5 separate regions of the Homo sapiens genome follow, and all the other regions are linked to region 2. The links are chromatin contacts, found by Hi-C or POLR2A ChIA-PET in ENCODE. All regions are on one chromosome and are shown on one strand. Each heading gives the region's core, a stretch centred on a gene start or an enhancer-like site at or near the end of the contact. The rest is flanking DNA. Distances are from core to core; before and after follow the strand shown. Region 1 holds the start of ASPDH (aspartate dehydrogenase domain containing). Region 2 holds the start of ACP4 (acid phosphatase 4). Region 3 holds the start of POLD1 (DNA polymerase delta 1, catalytic subunit). Region 4 holds the start of NAPSA (napsin A aspartic peptidase). Region 5 has its middle 3.6 kb from the start of MYREM.

Region 1 (2,700 bases), core at 201-2,700, 280 kb after region 2:
GGGTGGGTTGGGGGAGGGGGTGGTGATGTCTCTTGGGGGGTCAAGGTGCCCGAGTTGCAGGCCCTGGAGGGCTGGGGCTGGCCAGGGCTGCCATCTCACGCTGCTGGGGGAGGCAGAGGGAGGGACGGAGCCATGCAGGGCCTTCCAGTGCTTTCCCACGCTGAGGTGGCTTCGGGGACACAGCCCTGAGGACACACAGGCCTGCGCCCAGCCCCCTTCTCCCCTCGTAGTGGCCCAGGCTGTACCCCGTACACGGCAGCTATGGGCACTATGGGGACACTCAGGCCCCAGCAGGAGTCAGAAGGTAGAGATGGCGGGAGGCCCCCCACTTCCGTGAGGTGCCTGGCCCCTGCCCCCTTCCTGGCTCTGTCTACACCCAGGCATCTCATCTCTCCCACACCGGGGGCTCCTGGCTCTGGAAGCCAATTCCTCCCTTATCAGCAGCGGCAGCCTTTGGGTGCCACGTCGGGGTCTTGGCCCCTCTCTGTCTGCCCGCGTCTGTCTCCTCTCTCCTCCCGTCAACTTGGGGCTCTCGCCACCCAGTGCCCGCCCCCCCCACCCCATGCTCCCGTTCACGCTCTCTTTCTCTCCAGCCTCCTTCCAGCGCCAATCCTGGTTGCCATGGAAACACTGCAGCGGGTACCAGGTGGTGGCTGGGGGCAGGGAGCCTGCGCTGCCGCAGCCTGCGCCATTTCCGATGCCAGGCACCCTCAAGGCACAGAGGCTGGGGCTCATGTTGGGGGCACTTGGCCTCTCCAGGCCTCGAAGGCTTCTCCTGGGCTGACGCGAGCTGGGGAACGGGAGGGACGGACGTGGGAGCGAGAACGTCACACTGGAGGCAGCTGGTGGCACGATGGGGGACAGAGTGAAAGGTAGCAAGTCAAGGTGAACTGAAGGATGATCAGAGCGGAGGGAGGCTGTGGACAGGGGCGGAGGCTGTGGGAAGGGGACCCGTGCTGCGCAGCGGGGCTAGGGAGGTTGGACCCGCTGAGGCAAGGGCACATTGAGGAGAAGCCACAACCAGGGCTCCCGCTGCCTCTGGGAGGGCTAGGGCCACGGCCAGGCTGAAGCCTCCCTCAGACCTTAGCCGCCTGAGGACAAGGAGGAGAGGTGAGCACGAGGGGACAGACAGAGCCCAGAGTCCCTGTCACCATCTCTTCTCCCAACCCAAAGCAAGATGCAGTTTCCATGACAACCTGGCCGGCCAGAGAGGGGGCAGGGGACTGCAGAGGAAACTTTCCACATCAGCAGGGAGAAAGAGGGTGTGCTGCAGGGGAAAGGGGGGCACGCAGGGTTCCCAGAACCCCCGGTCACCATGCTCACTGTGCTGGACCCGGGAAAGTGGACAGAGCACAGGGAAGGGTTCTCCCGCCTCCACTCCCGCAGGCCCACGCCCCCACGCTGGGCCTGCGGGGAAGGGGGAAGACTGAGCCCAGAGGCTCAAGGGTCAGATGTCCAAAGAGCAGCGGCTGCCCAGGCCTTGTGCAGCGGGCAGCGAGCAGCCCAGGGAGCCAGGCCCCAGACACCGCACTCAGGGCCATGGCCGACAGGGGCCCGTGGAGGGTGGGCGTGGTGGGCTATGGCCGCCTCGGTGAGTCCCTGACCATCCTTGGCCTCCTTCCCCAAACCCCTTCCTAAAGCTCCCAAGACTCTCTGCCCTCCACAAACACTTTTTTCTCTCTCTATCTGCCCCTGGCTGTGTCTCTGGGTCTGCCCACTGCACCCCCACCCCAGGTCTCTGTCCTCTCCGTCTCTGTCTCCCTTCTCTCTGGGCCTCTGTCCACCCCACTGTGTCTCTGCCCTGCCCCCATCTCTGTCTCCCTACCCCGCAATCTGAGTCTGTCCCCACCTCCTCTCTCTCTGGGTCTCTGTCCCCACCTCCTCTCTCTCTGGGTCTCTGTCCCCCTCTCTCTGGATCTCTAGCCCTCTCCTTTCCCTCTCCCCAGGACAGTCCCTCGTCTCCCGCCTCTTGGCTCAGGGACCAGAACTTGGCCTAGAACTTGTTTTTGTCTGGAATCGTGACCCAGGACGAATGGCAGGGAGCGTGCCCCCTTCCCTGCAGCTCCAGAACCTTGCTGCCCTTGGGGAAAGGTCAGTGACCTTGCCATGGGAGAGTGGAGCTCCCTGAAGCTCCTGTCCTGGCTCTCTTAGCCACTGTGTGATCTCAGGGGTTCCCTGACCCTCTCTGGGCCTTGGTTCAAGCAAATGTGAAACAGGACGAACCCATTCATCTCATTTCGCCTCCCAGGTCAGGGAGAAGAAGGGCAGCCCTCAGTAGACTCGGAGGGAACCTTGGGGAGAAGAGGCCTAATACCTCTCCAAGACCCTCCGCCCTCTTTCCCCTCTCCCAGGCGCCCTGATCTGGTTGTGGAAGTGGCCCATCCCAAAATAATCCATGAATCTGGGGCACAAATCCTGCGCCATGCCAATCTCCTGGTAAGCCCCACCCCAACCATTTACGCAGAGCCCTGCCCCTTCTGTCTTGGTCTCACCCCACCCTGAAGTGGATATCCTTCCCTGACCTCAACCCTCCCCTCCTTCATCCACCCCAGGTGGGGTCCCCCTCAGCTCTAAGTGACCAGACCACAGAGCGGCAGCTCTTGGAGGCCTCACAGCACTGGGACCACGCCGTGTTTGTGGCCCGAGGGGCCCTGTGGGGCGCTGAGGACATCAGGAGATTGGATGCAGCTGGGGGCCTCC
Region 2 (2,700 bases), core at 167-2,666:
TCGCCACACGTGGGTCCAGCCCCCTGACCTTATCCTCAGCCACGGGCACCGTGTGCACCGGGATCGGCCTCCAGCGGGCCTCGGGGCTCCCTGGAGCAGCCTCGGGAAACAGCCCGGCAAGGTTGGCCTGGGCACTCTCCAGCGTGCGGTCAAAGTCCGTGCTGCGGATGTACACCTGGAGCGGGGTGGAGAGAGGGCACGCGGGGGGTCGTGGTTGGGGACAGAGGTCAGCTGTCGTGGCAAATCAGAAGCCTCAGATTCACTTTGGAGTAGGGGTCAGACACTGAGAATCATGTGGCCTTCGAAGTTGGAAGTTGGGATCAAGGGTCCAGAGGCTAATGTCAGGAGCAGTTGGGCTGGACGTCCTAAGCTGGACAGCCATGTTGGATTTAGGGGGTCAATTGAGTCAATGAGGGTCAAAAAGGAAGATCAGAATCAGTAGAGGCTGGAGGTTAGAGGTCAAGTTTAGGAGGGCAGCTTGGAGGACTTGGAGTCAGAGTTCAATACATGTTCTTCAGAGGTTAGGAGGACTGTCTGTAGCTGGGGGATGTCAGAAGACATAGGAGGAGACAGAAAAGGTAGGTCAGAATTGATAAAGCGTAGAGGTTAAAGGTTAGAGGTCAAGAGGGCAAGTTACGTCAACAAGGGTCAAAGATCGAAATCAAGTTTGGGGTCAAATGTCAGAGGCCAGAGGTCTGACTGGAGTCAATGGGACTTAGAAAACAGAGATGGAGGCCAGAAAATAAAGTCAGAGTTGATGGAGGTCAGAGGTCGAGATGTGACAGGTTGAGATGGGGTCAGAAGTCAGTGTGGGTTAGTCAGTGTATCGGGGGTCAGAGATTAGAGGTAGAGGGCAAGTCAGGTTGATGGAGGTCAAAGGCCAGAGGTGGAGGCCCAAAGAGAGCGTTGTAGTCAGTGGAGGTCACAGGTGGGAGGTCAGGGGGCCAGGTGGGGGTCACTATGGCCCTACCTCCTCCCGCCGGTACTCCGGACTCAGGAAGGCCTCGTAGCGGCTCCTCAGGAAGCGGCCCAGCTCCAGCTGCTGGCGGACCCCCTCCTGGGGACAGAACAGCCTCAGCCTACCACTCCCCACCCCTCCCACCCTTGCCCTCACCGCCTACCCGCTTCTCACCGTGGTCAGCTGGCCCAGGCCTCGTGGCCACAGGGTGGAGGCCACCTCCTTGTGTGGGTCCATGGGGTAGGAGGCCAGCGGGGCCCGGTCGCCATGGCGGAATACCTGGGGACAGGACTGGTCAGGGCTAGCCCTGGGGGAGCTAAGGGCAGGCCGGGGTGGGGGCGCCTCACCAGAGCCACGAACACCAGGGGTCCTTCTGGCAGGGCCCGGGGTGGCAGCACCAGCAGCAGCAGCAGCAGGAGAGGTCCAGCAGGGTGGCCCCAAAACCCCAGGCCGGCCATTTCCACCCAGCCCAGACGCTGAGCTCAGCCCACTGTCTGGGCCGCAGCCCCGCCTGTCCCAGCCCTGCACTCAGCACCCCCATTATAGCAGGCCCTGGCACGCTCCCCCAGGGGCCACAGATCCCATTCCCCAGCGCCTCTGCCAGCCTTGGATTAACCCGTTTCATCTTCGTTTCATCTTCATCGCTGCCCCAGGAGACACTGATGTGCTTACCACCATCCCCATTGTACCGATGGGGAAACTGAGGCACAGAAGGGTTCCCTAACTGGCCTGAGAAAACACAGATTTCTCAGACAAAGCTGCGATTTGAACACAGGTGCCTTTAACCTGGTTGCAGACTTGGACAGAGACCCCCACCCCACATTGTTCGTCTCAGCAACAGTCTTGACCCCCTGAGTTGCAGAGGCTGACGATAGTAACTATGTGCTTGATTTTCTGTACTCTGATGCTTTGACATCAGGGGCCTTGCTGATCGTAGAAGGACCACCCCTCCCAGGGTTACCAGTTCCTGGAGATAGTCAGGGACTGGCCCAAGCGCATGCCTCTCCTGTACAAACCAGCCAACCCACCACCCAGGCCACCATCCACCTGCCCTGATCACCCGGGGCAGGGTATCGGACAACTCAGGACAGCCCCTGTGCCCCAGAGCCTGCTGAAATGGCGCAACCAGCCACTCTTTACCCTACCTTATCCCACAGAAAACACAAGGAAGCCGCTTGCTCGTGGTCTACCTCCTGGGCACCATTGGTGCGTCCCCATGTGGCCCCTGTGGCATGCCCCCTCCTCTGGGGAAGCTGTGAGTATAACAAGTCATCTTCCTTTCTTTCTTTTTTCTTTTCTTTCCTTTTTTTTTTTTTTTTTGAGATGTAGTCTTACTCTGTTTCCCAGGCTGGAGTGCAGTGACACAGTCTCAGCTTGCTGCAACCTCCACCTCCCAGGTTCAAGCGATCCTCCTGCCTCAGCCCCCCTAGTAGCTGGGATTACAGACACACGCGACCATGCCCGGCTAATTTTTGTATATATATATATATGGCCAGGCTGGTCTTCAACTCCTGACCTCAGGTGATCCACTCGCCTCGGCTTCCCAAAATGCTGGGATTACAGGCATGAGCCACCATGCCCAGCCAACAAGTCATCTTTCAATGGCAATCGTCTGCTGCTCAGGCGGCCTCACCATCCCACAATGCTAATAAAATCTACACTTCGCAGCACCACCTGGGGCTGGCTGGCTCTCCTGCCTCACTGCGCACAGTCAGCCTCCAGTCCTGTCCTAGGTTTTTGTT
Region 3 (2,700 bases), core at 154-2,653, 410 kb after region 2:
CGAGACCAGCCTGGCCAACACGGCGAAACCCCATCTCTACTAAAAATACAAAAAATGAGCTGGGCATGGCAGTGGGTGCCGTAATCCCAGCTACTCAGGAGGCTGAGGCACGAGACTCGCCTGAACTCGGGAGGCGGAGGTTGCAATGAGCTGAGTTTGCACCACTGCATTCCAGCCTGGGTGACAGAGCAAGACTCTGTCTCAAAAAAAAAAAAAAAAAAAAGAGAAGACAGTGGCAACAAGTTCCTTCAGTGGAAGGGCTGAGGCGAGGCACTGACATCGCCCTGCCCACTCCTGGCTCCGCTCTAAACCCTGCCCACTCACTCCCCCACTAATCTTTGCCTTCAGAGCGGCAACCCCAACCTGCTTCTCCCTTAGCCTTCCCCATCCAGCCTGCTGCTCAAACCACAAACCCAGGAGTCATCCTGGACTCTTCCCCTTGCTCCTACGCCCAGTCCATCAGCCAGTCCCCCTGTCTCCGCCCGCAAAGGTAACCGGAGCCTGATTCTCTGCCTGCAGGACGCTCTCCCTCCTAACAGATCTCCCTCCTTCCATTCTTATTCCTGCTACAATCCAATTTCCACTCAGTGGTGAGTTTTTCAAAACATGGGGCGAATCGTGTTGTTTCCACGCTCAAACCCTCCCACGGCTCCCCGCTGAACCTAGAATAAAGGAGAAATTCCATACCAAGTTTTACAAGGCCCTATAGGATCTAGTTCCCCATCATGACTCCGACCTCATCTGTGTTTCTCTCGTCCCCTCGGCTCCTGCTACAAATACGCCAAGCTCCTTCCACCTCAGGGCTTTGCACTTGAGGGTCCCAGAGCGGTCGATTCTGGACCACTCCAGCTAAAGCAACAGGCTCTTCGCTCATTATCACGTTACCCTGCGTTAGTTTCCTTCTGAGAGCATCTCACAGCCCCAGAGCACTGCTTTACTGATCTATTAAAACTCATCACTTGTCTACCGTCTGTCTTCCCGAGACAGGGACTTCTCTGACTTGTTCCTGCTTCCAGAAAAGTGCCTGGCACAGAGTACTCAAACACCCAGCGAATCCAGGATGACACCAAGCCCGCACGTGCACCACCCAGTCCCCCCAGCTCCTCCCGGGCCACGTCCCGCCCCACGGTGCCCGGCGCATGCGCCCCCTGCCCGCCGAGGAATTCCACCCCCACCCCGGCCTTTTCCTGCTCGTCCCCGCGCCCTCGCCCAGGAAACCCCTGGCCCCTGCCCTCTCCTGCGCGCCCCCGGGCCAAAGGGTGCCCTCGCAACCGTCTCTCAGATCTATGTGCCTGGCTGCTCAAGCCCCGTTCCCTACCAGGCCCACTGCCCCGAACTCCCTTTTTCCCCTCTACTCACCCGCTTCAAACAGCGTTTCCCGCCACAGCCTACGCCGCCGTGACCCCTGACTCCCGCGCGCGCAAGCCCAGAGCCGCGGCGCTCAGAGACGGGCCACGCCCCCGCCTGCCCAAGTGCGGGCAAGGCCACGCCCCGCTTGTTCGACTGCAGGGCAGGCCCCGCCCCCTCTCTCAGCTTCCGAAGTGGCCTCGCCCCCTTGCTGAAAAATTCCCTTAACTCCGCCTCCCCATGACCTGTCTGCCCGAAGCCACGCCCCTCCGCGCGGCTACCTTCACGACCTCGTGCGGTCTGGGCGCGCCGCGGTTCTGTTCTCTCTCCTCCCACCCTCGGGTGTTGCGCGCGCATCCTCCGCGTCCCCCCGCCCGCCTCTCGCCCGGGGCCGTGTAGGGAGCGCTGCCCCGTCGCTGCCCAGCAGCCAGCTGGTGACCTGACGCCCAAGATCCCCGCAGAGGCTGGCCGATAAGCGGTAGAGTCCTGGCTTGATCTGTTCTCCTTCATCCTAGCTTCAGTTTCCCTATACGTAAATTAGACTCAACAACGCATGATAGGGACACTTGTGGGGCGCCCGGTACACTACTCTTAGGATAAGGTGATCATTGGTAACTACTCTCACTTCCGCTGTTCCCCGCCCCAAATAAATACACCTTTAAGTTGCATCCCTCCATCCAACCCCCCTTTCGCCCTCGATTGGAATTGCTCATTCAGCTCCTTCAGGGCTGGCACAGGGGCAGGAAGGATTGGAGGAACTTCGTCGCTTCGCTCCGAACTCCTGGCGTCTCTCCTTTCAAACTTTGCACGTGCTGTTCCCTCAACTTGGAGGCCCAGCCCCCAGGCTCTTGTTTTAGGTCCCAGCGATTGCCTCTGTTGTGATACCTTCCCTGATTTCCTCTAGCCCCACCACAGTGCCACGCTCATTAAAGTCCCTATCCCCCGAGTCTTGGTAGGAGGATGGTTATCTTGTTCACAGATGTTTCCAGTGCCTAGAATTGTGCCTAACTGTAGTTAATGCTCTGGAAACATTTATTGGGTGAATGTCTCCATCTCTAGAATGGCCAACCCAGTGCCTGGCCCACAGGAGGCCTCAGCAAACACTTGTTGTTCGGACAGAAGTCCAGGTCCCCTCATTCACTTAAATCCTGTTTATCCTTCAAGGGTGAGTTCTGATTCACCTTGTCCAGGGAGGTGACCCTGAGGCTGAGGCCTCTGTCCTGAACTTTCACAGCAGGCGACACACCACCCAACACTGGGACCCTATGTGCCACCCTTTTCCCAACAGCCTGGGGACACCCAGTCCCACCTGCTCAATCAGGTTCGGGCACCCAGTGTCACTGAGGTCCCTAG
Region 4 (2,700 bases), core at 37-2,536, 420 kb after region 2:
GAGGCAGAGGTTGCAGTGAGCCAAGATGGCGCCATTACACTCCAGCCTAGGCAATAAGAGTGAAACTCCATCTCAAAAAAAAAAAAAAAATTTAGCCAGGGTGGTATCGGGTGCCTGTAGTCCCAGCTACTCGGGAGGCTGAGGCAGAATTACTTGCACCTGGGAGGCAGAGGTTGCAGTGAGCTGAGATCACACCATTGCACTGCAGCTTGGGCAACAAGAGCAAAACTCCATCTAAATAAATAAATAAATAAATAAATAAATAAATAAATAAATAACTCATCAATGCCCAGCCACCAATGAACATCTATAAGCATCAAGGCCATCCAGAATAAATGACCTTACCAAACAAATCAAATAAGCCACCAAGGACCAATCCTTGAAGAAACAGAGATATGTGACCTTTCCGACAGAGAATTTAAAATAGCTGTTTTGAGGAAACTCAAAGAAATTCAAGCTAACACACAGAAGGAATTCAGATTCCATCACATAAATTTAACAAAGAGATTGAAATAATTGAGAATCAGCTGGGTGCAGTGGCTCACGCCTGTAATCCCAGCACTTTAGGAGGCTGAGGCGGGCGGATCACCTGAGGTCGGGAGTTCTAGACCAGCCTGACCAACATGGAGAAACCCTGTCTCTACTAAAACTACAAAATTAGTGGGGCGTGGTTGCGCATGCCTGTAATCCCAGCCTGGGCAACAAGAGTGAAACTCGGTCTCAAAAAAAAAAAAACCAAAAAACAAAAACAAAAACAAACAAACAAAAAACAATACCCAATGATCTGTTGTCAACAAGAAACATACTTCACCTACAAATAAAACAGTAAGAGACTGGGTCCTGAAATGCGGGCCCACTTCATATGTGAGGGCAGGTGTCTAATCATGTCCTTTCTCCCTTCCCCCAGGCCCTTCACAGATACCTGCTGGTCTCTCCCACTTGGCCAAGGAAACACTTGTGGTTAATAAGTCTCAGAAAAGTTATGTGAAAGTTAAAAGTAAAACTGACAGCAGCTGAAGGATGGGGGGGTGGGAGGTGGTGACGGTGGAGGAGACCCCACCACCACTGCCACCCAAGTAGGGAGTGAGGAGCACCAGGAGCACAGGATGCTACTTCTGCCAACCCTACAAAAATACTCTGCACAAATCTTCAAAAAACATCCTTGTCCCACTGCGTCACCTGCGGACAGATTTCATGTCCTGGTCTCCTTCTAAACCTGGAGGTGGGGCATGAACAGGGTGGAGTCACAGGGGAAAGAAAATGAGGCCCCAGGACACCTGGGTTCACACCCAGGTCCCCAGCGATGTCTCCACCACCGCTGCTGCAACCCCTGCTGCTGCTGCTGCCTCTGCTGAATGTGGAGCCTTCCGGGGCCACACTGATCCGGTATGGTGACCCCATCTACCACCCCAACCTTAGGAGGGATTTTCTGCCTCTTGCCCTTTAAGTCTAGGACTCCCAGTTCAGTGATCCCCAAACTTGGCACCCAGGATCCCTAGAGCTTCTTTCTCAGCTTTCCAGATCTCTAAACCAGGCTGTCACCCCTAAGGGCTCCACTCTGACATCTCTTAAGACCAGATTTCTTTTTTTTGAGATGGAGTCTCACTCTGTTGCCCAGGCTGGAGTGCAATGGCATGATCTCAGCTCACTGAAACCTCTGCCTCCTGGGTTCAAGCGATTCTCCTGCCTCAGCTTCCCAAGTAGCTGGGATTACAGGCTCGCGCCACCATGCTCAGCTAATTTTTGTATTTTTAGTAGAGACGGGGTTTCACCATGTTGGCCAGGCTGGTCTGGAACCCCTGACCTCGTGATCCGCTCACCTCGGCCTCCCAAAGTGCTGGGATTACAGGCGTGAGCCACCGCGCCTGGCTGACCAGAGCCCTTTTATTATTATTATTATTATTATTATTATTTATTATTATTATTATTATTTGAGACAGAGTCTTGCTCTGTTACCCAGGCTGGAGTGCAGTGGGGCGATCTCAGCTCACTGCAACCTCTGCCTCCCGGGTTCAAGTGATTCTCCTGCCTCAGCCTCCCAAGTAGCTGGGACTACAGGCACATGCCACCACGCCCGGCTAATTTTTGTATTTTTAGTAGAGATGGGGTTTCGCCATGTTTGCCAGGCTGTCTTGAACTCCTGACCTCAAGTGATCTTTCCGCCTCAGCCTCCAAAAGTGCTGTGGTTACAGCTGTGAGCCCCCGCGTCCGGTCCCAGAGCCCTTTTAAGTCCCAGATCTTACAACACTGAGACTCTAGATTGAGGACCCCTCCCCCTCCTCTCAGGACTTTTTTTTTTTTTTTTTTTTTGAGACTGAGTCTCACTCTGTTGCCCAGGCTGGAGTGCAGTGGCGCAATCTTGGCTCACTGCAAGCTCTGTCCCCCGGGTTCACATCATTCTCCTGCCTCAGCCTCCCAAGCAGCTGGGACTACAGGCACCCGCCACCACGCCCGGCTAATTTTTTGTATTTTTAGTAGAGATGGGGTTTCACAGTGTTAGCCAGGATGGTCTCGATCTCCTGACCTCGTGATCCACCCACCTCAGCCTCGCAAAGTGCTGGGATTACAGGCGTAAGCCACCGCGCCTGGCCTTTTTTTTTTTTTTTTTTTGAGACGGAGTCTTGCCCTGTCGCCCAGGCTGGAGTGCAATGGCGCGATCTCAGCTCACTGCAACCTCCACCTCCCAGGCTGACACCATTC
Region 5 (2,700 bases), core at 150-2,649, 300 kb after region 2:
TGTGTGCCAGGCTTTTTATAGATACAGCCTCCCCTTCTCACCCTCGATTCCCCCTTTCTCTTCCTCTCTCTGCCTTCCTACTCTCTGTGCTCTCCCCTAGGAAAGGGGAAGGGCACCAATTGAGCGCCAACTGTGTACCAAGGCGACTCTCTTTAGCCCCTTCCTTTCCCCTCAGCCGCCACAGCCCTAGAAGGGGTGGCCAGCTACACCGTGCGGGGCTGCAGGAAAGAGGAGGAGGAAGGAGGATGTGGGCTGCAGCCTGATTTCTCCCTTGGAAAAATATGTGGACGACAATGGCTACTCCCTCCCAGGTCAGGGTGGGGTGGGGGAGGCTGAAGGAGGCCTGGAGGGACTCTAGGAAGGAACACTCTAGAATCTGAGCCTGAGAGGCAGCCCGTGCCCATGGAGGGGACGCTTCTGCTGCCAGTCACCACACTGGATTCAAGCCTGAGCCTCCTTCCTCCACCTCCCTCTCCCCTCCGCAGGCCTTCCTGCCCTGCAGACACTTGGCGGGTGGTCCCTGGACTCCTCACCACCTGAGGGAGCAGATGAGGAAACTGAGGCTCGGGCGGGAAAGAGGATTTGCCCCTCCCCATTCTCCTTCTACCTCTCCTCTGTGACCCCCTTCCTCTGTCTCTCTCGCCCTCTCCTCTCTCCCATTCTCTGAATCTCTCCCCCAACCCCTGCTCCCACTCTGTTCCTGTCTCTGCATGCCCCCAAATTCCCTTTTTTTTTTTTTTTTTTTTTTTTTGAGATGGGGACTCGCTCTGTCGCCCAGGCTGGAGTGCAATGGAGCGATCTCAGCTCACCGCAACCTCCTCCTCCCTCTTACTCCACCTCCTCCTCTTTCCTCCTTCCTCATCTTTCCTTCTCCTTCTTCCTCCTTCCTCTTACTCCCTCCTCCTTCCTCCTCCTTTCCCTCTTTCCTCTTCCTCCTCCCTCCTCCTCCTCACCCCTCCTCCCCCTTTCCTCCTCCTCTCCCTCTTTCCTCTTCTTCCTCCCTCCTCCTCCTTCCTCTTTCCTCCTCCTCTTTCCTCCTCCTCCTCACCCCTCCTCCCCCTTTCCTCCTCCTCCCCCTTCCTCCTCTTTCCTCTTCCTCCTTCTTCCTTCTCCTCCTCCTCTTTCCTCTCCCCCCTCCTCCTCCCCCTATCCATAACACACACACACACAGGCTGTCCCTGTCCCTGTGTGTCCTCTCTTCGGCTGGATCCTCAGTGTTTCCTCCTCTCTAGGTCTTGCACACACTGCTCCTCCCTTGGGCGATATTCCAGTCCTCCACACGCTTCCACCCAGCCCCACCTTTTCCTGATTGTCCACCTTGTGGCTCTCAGCCTTTCTGGAATCTTCTCCCTTGTCCTCCAGACTGCCACCCCCCACTGTCTTCTGCCCTCTCCTTCCCCTGCGCTAGGTCCTCCTCCTCATCCCCGCCCTGTCATTTCCTCATCGTCTGTACCCAACCCCCAGAGGAGGCGCTGATGGGGCCCCAGTCTCACTGTGCCCGTCCACAGCAACCGACTGTGTCAGAAGGAGACAAGGGGGCCGGGGACAAGGGGCAGCACTGTGGTTAGGGCCTGTGCCCTTGGTCTCCCTCCCTCCTCTGCCTCCTTTGCCTCCAGTTTCTGTCCCTTGGATTTGCCTCTCCTCTTTCCTCTCACTCCTGCCTCCCCTTCCTCTCCCTGCACCTTCAGTGAGTTCCACCTGGCTTCCCCTCCACACGCTCCTGGTGGCTTCTCTTTGGCGCTTCTCTCTCTCTCTCTCTCTCTCTCTCTCTCTCTCTCTCTCTCCCTGTCTCTCCCATCTCTCGCTGTCTCTGTCTCATTTTCTCAGTCCGTCTCTGTCTCTCTCGCTCTGTCTCTCTCACTCTCTTGCCATCATTGTCTCTGTTTCTCTCGCTGTCTCTTTCTTTCTCACTCTCTCGCCATCATTTTGTCTGTTTCTCTCACTGTCTCTCTCTGTCTCTCGCTTTCTGTCTCATTGTCTGTCTCTCTCTGGCTATCTCTCTTTTACTGTCTCTCTCTCGCTGTCTGTCTCTCACTCTCTCTCTCGGTCTCCCTCTTACTGTCTCTCTCACTGTCTCTCTTGCTGTCTCCCTGTCTCTTTCTCTCACTCTTTCTCGCTATCTCTGTTTCTCTCAACGTCTCTGTCTCTCTCGCTGTCTCTTTCTCTCTCCATCTCTCGCCATCTCTCTCTCCCTCTCTGTCTCTGACACACTCTATTTCTCCCATCCTCCCCTCCATGGGGCTTTCCTGTTTCCTTTCCATCCTCACCTTCACTCGCTCTTTCCTCTCCGTTTTCTCCCTCACCCCACAAGCTCTCTCCCCTCGCCTCTAGTCCCCCAAGTCCTTCCCAGCTCCGCCTCTCCATGCCCGCTCCTTCCTTTCCAGTTCCTCTGCCAGTCATTGTCCTTGACCCTTCCCTCTCCTCGTCTCTGCTCCCACCGGCTCGTCTGAGCCTGGCGCTGACAGCCTTCTCCCCACCCCGCCCAACCCCACCCCCGACTCCCGCCATCCCCTCGCCTCCTGGTCCCTGTCCCCCTCCCGCGTCCCCGTCTTCTTGATGACTCCAACAGCTGCAGCTGCAGAGGCCCCGAGGCCCCTCGGAGGAGACTGGGCAGGGAGGGCTCCTCCGCATGCTGGGATATTTTTATCCTGCCTTGGACGATCGGGACGATTGGTCCTGCAATCTGTTTCACCCTTTAAG

What was found. Hi-C counts contacts between places; a loop is a spot of excess contacts on that map. ChIA-PET counts read pairs that join two places held with the same protein, here RNA polymerase II (POLR2A). Pooled maps may share reads with other maps.
Region 1: a map of ovary shows a loop between it and region 2 (2.2-fold over the local background). The contact joins the promoter of ASPDH here to the promoter of ACP4 in region 2. A Hi-C loop is called at or near these places in 16 of 168 maps with a recorded cell type or tissue (B cell, CD14-positive monocyte, CD4-positive, alpha-beta T cell and 10 more), 14 of 37 single-sample maps with no recorded cell type and 24 of 50 pooled maps. POLR2A ChIA-PET finds 5 or more read pairs at or near these places in 15 of 52 experiments (A673, AG04450, CD4-positive, alpha-beta T cell and 12 more).
Region 3: POLR2A ChIA-PET joins it to region 2 with 14 read pairs in A673. The contact joins the promoter of POLD1 here to the promoter of ACP4 in region 2. A Hi-C loop is called at or near these places in 20 of 168 maps with a recorded cell type or tissue (B cell, CD4-positive, alpha-beta T cell, CD4-positive, alpha-beta memory T cell and 16 more), 6 of 37 single-sample maps with no recorded cell type and 30 of 50 pooled maps. POLR2A ChIA-PET finds 5 or more read pairs at or near these places in 8 of 52 experiments (A673, CD4-positive, alpha-beta T cell, CD4-positive, alpha-beta memory T cell and 5 more).
Region 4: a map of mammary epithelial cell shows a loop between it and region 2 (6-fold over the local background). The contact joins the promoter of NAPSA here to the promoter of ACP4 in region 2. A Hi-C loop is called at or near these places in 102 of 168 maps with a recorded cell type or tissue (A673, B cell, CD14-positive monocyte and 58 more), 37 of 37 single-sample maps with no recorded cell type and 49 of 50 pooled maps. POLR2A ChIA-PET finds 5 or more read pairs at or near these places in 10 of 52 experiments (A673, B cell, CD4-positive, alpha-beta T cell and 7 more).
Region 5: POLR2A ChIA-PET joins it to region 2 with 10 read pairs in AG04450. The contact joins the enhancer-like site here to the promoter of ACP4 in region 2. A Hi-C loop is called at or near these places in 8 of 50 pooled maps. POLR2A ChIA-PET finds 5 or more read pairs at or near these places in 2 of 52 experiments (A673 and AG04450).

What each region holds. Positions count from the first base shown.
Region 1 is chr19:50,512,663-50,515,362 of GRCh38, reverse strand. ASPDH (aspartate dehydrogenase domain containing) reads left to right here and starts at 1,450. Exons shown (of 7, transcript NM_001114598.2): 1 at 1,450-1,591; 2 at 1,947-2,091; 3 at 2,352-2,436; 4 at 2,553-2,700. The coding sequence starts at 1,540. All of the region lies in intron 1 of LOC124904747 (a long non-coding RNA gene), which reads right to left.
Region 2 is chr19:50,789,131-50,791,830 of GRCh38, reverse strand. ACP4 (acid phosphatase 4) reads right to left here and starts at 1,416. Exons shown (of 11, transcript NM_033068.3): 1 at 1,306-1,416; 2 at 1,133-1,237; 3 at 971-1,057; 4 at 29-175. The coding sequence starts at 1,416. It overlaps LOC105372439 (a long non-coding RNA gene), which reads left to right. Exons shown (of 4, transcript XR_936026.3): 3 at 2,116-2,213.
Region 3 is chr19:50,383,050-50,385,749 of GRCh38, reverse strand. POLD1 (DNA polymerase delta 1, catalytic subunit) reads right to left here and starts at 1,403. Exons shown (of 27, transcript NM_002691.4): 1 at 1,360-1,403. It overlaps NR1H2 (nuclear receptor subfamily 1 group H member 2), which reads right to left. Exons shown (of 10, transcript NM_007121.7): 10 at 2,362-2,700. RefSeq lists an enhancer at 169-670 and silencers at 1,390-1,479, 1,510-1,629, 1,640-1,739.
Region 4 is chr19:50,364,225-50,366,924 of GRCh38, reverse strand. It overlaps NAPSA (napsin A aspartic peptidase), which reads left to right and starts at 1,286. Exons shown (of 9, transcript NM_004851.3): 1 at 1,286-1,386. The coding sequence starts at 1,304. The region is part of intron 3 of LOC105372437 (a long non-coding RNA gene); the gene reads right to left. RefSeq lists an enhancer at 936-1,085.
Region 5 is chr19:50,491,124-50,493,823 of GRCh38, reverse strand. No RefSeq gene overlaps it. Among named protein-coding and RNA genes, the nearest start is that of MYREM, 3.6 kb to the right of the region's middle. RefSeq lists enhancers at 1,539-1,618, 1,659-1,718. Within about 2 kb of position 1,399, at least 4 of the 41 ENCODE cell types and tissues checked have a DNase peak (open chromatin) inside an H3K27ac peak, as active enhancers do.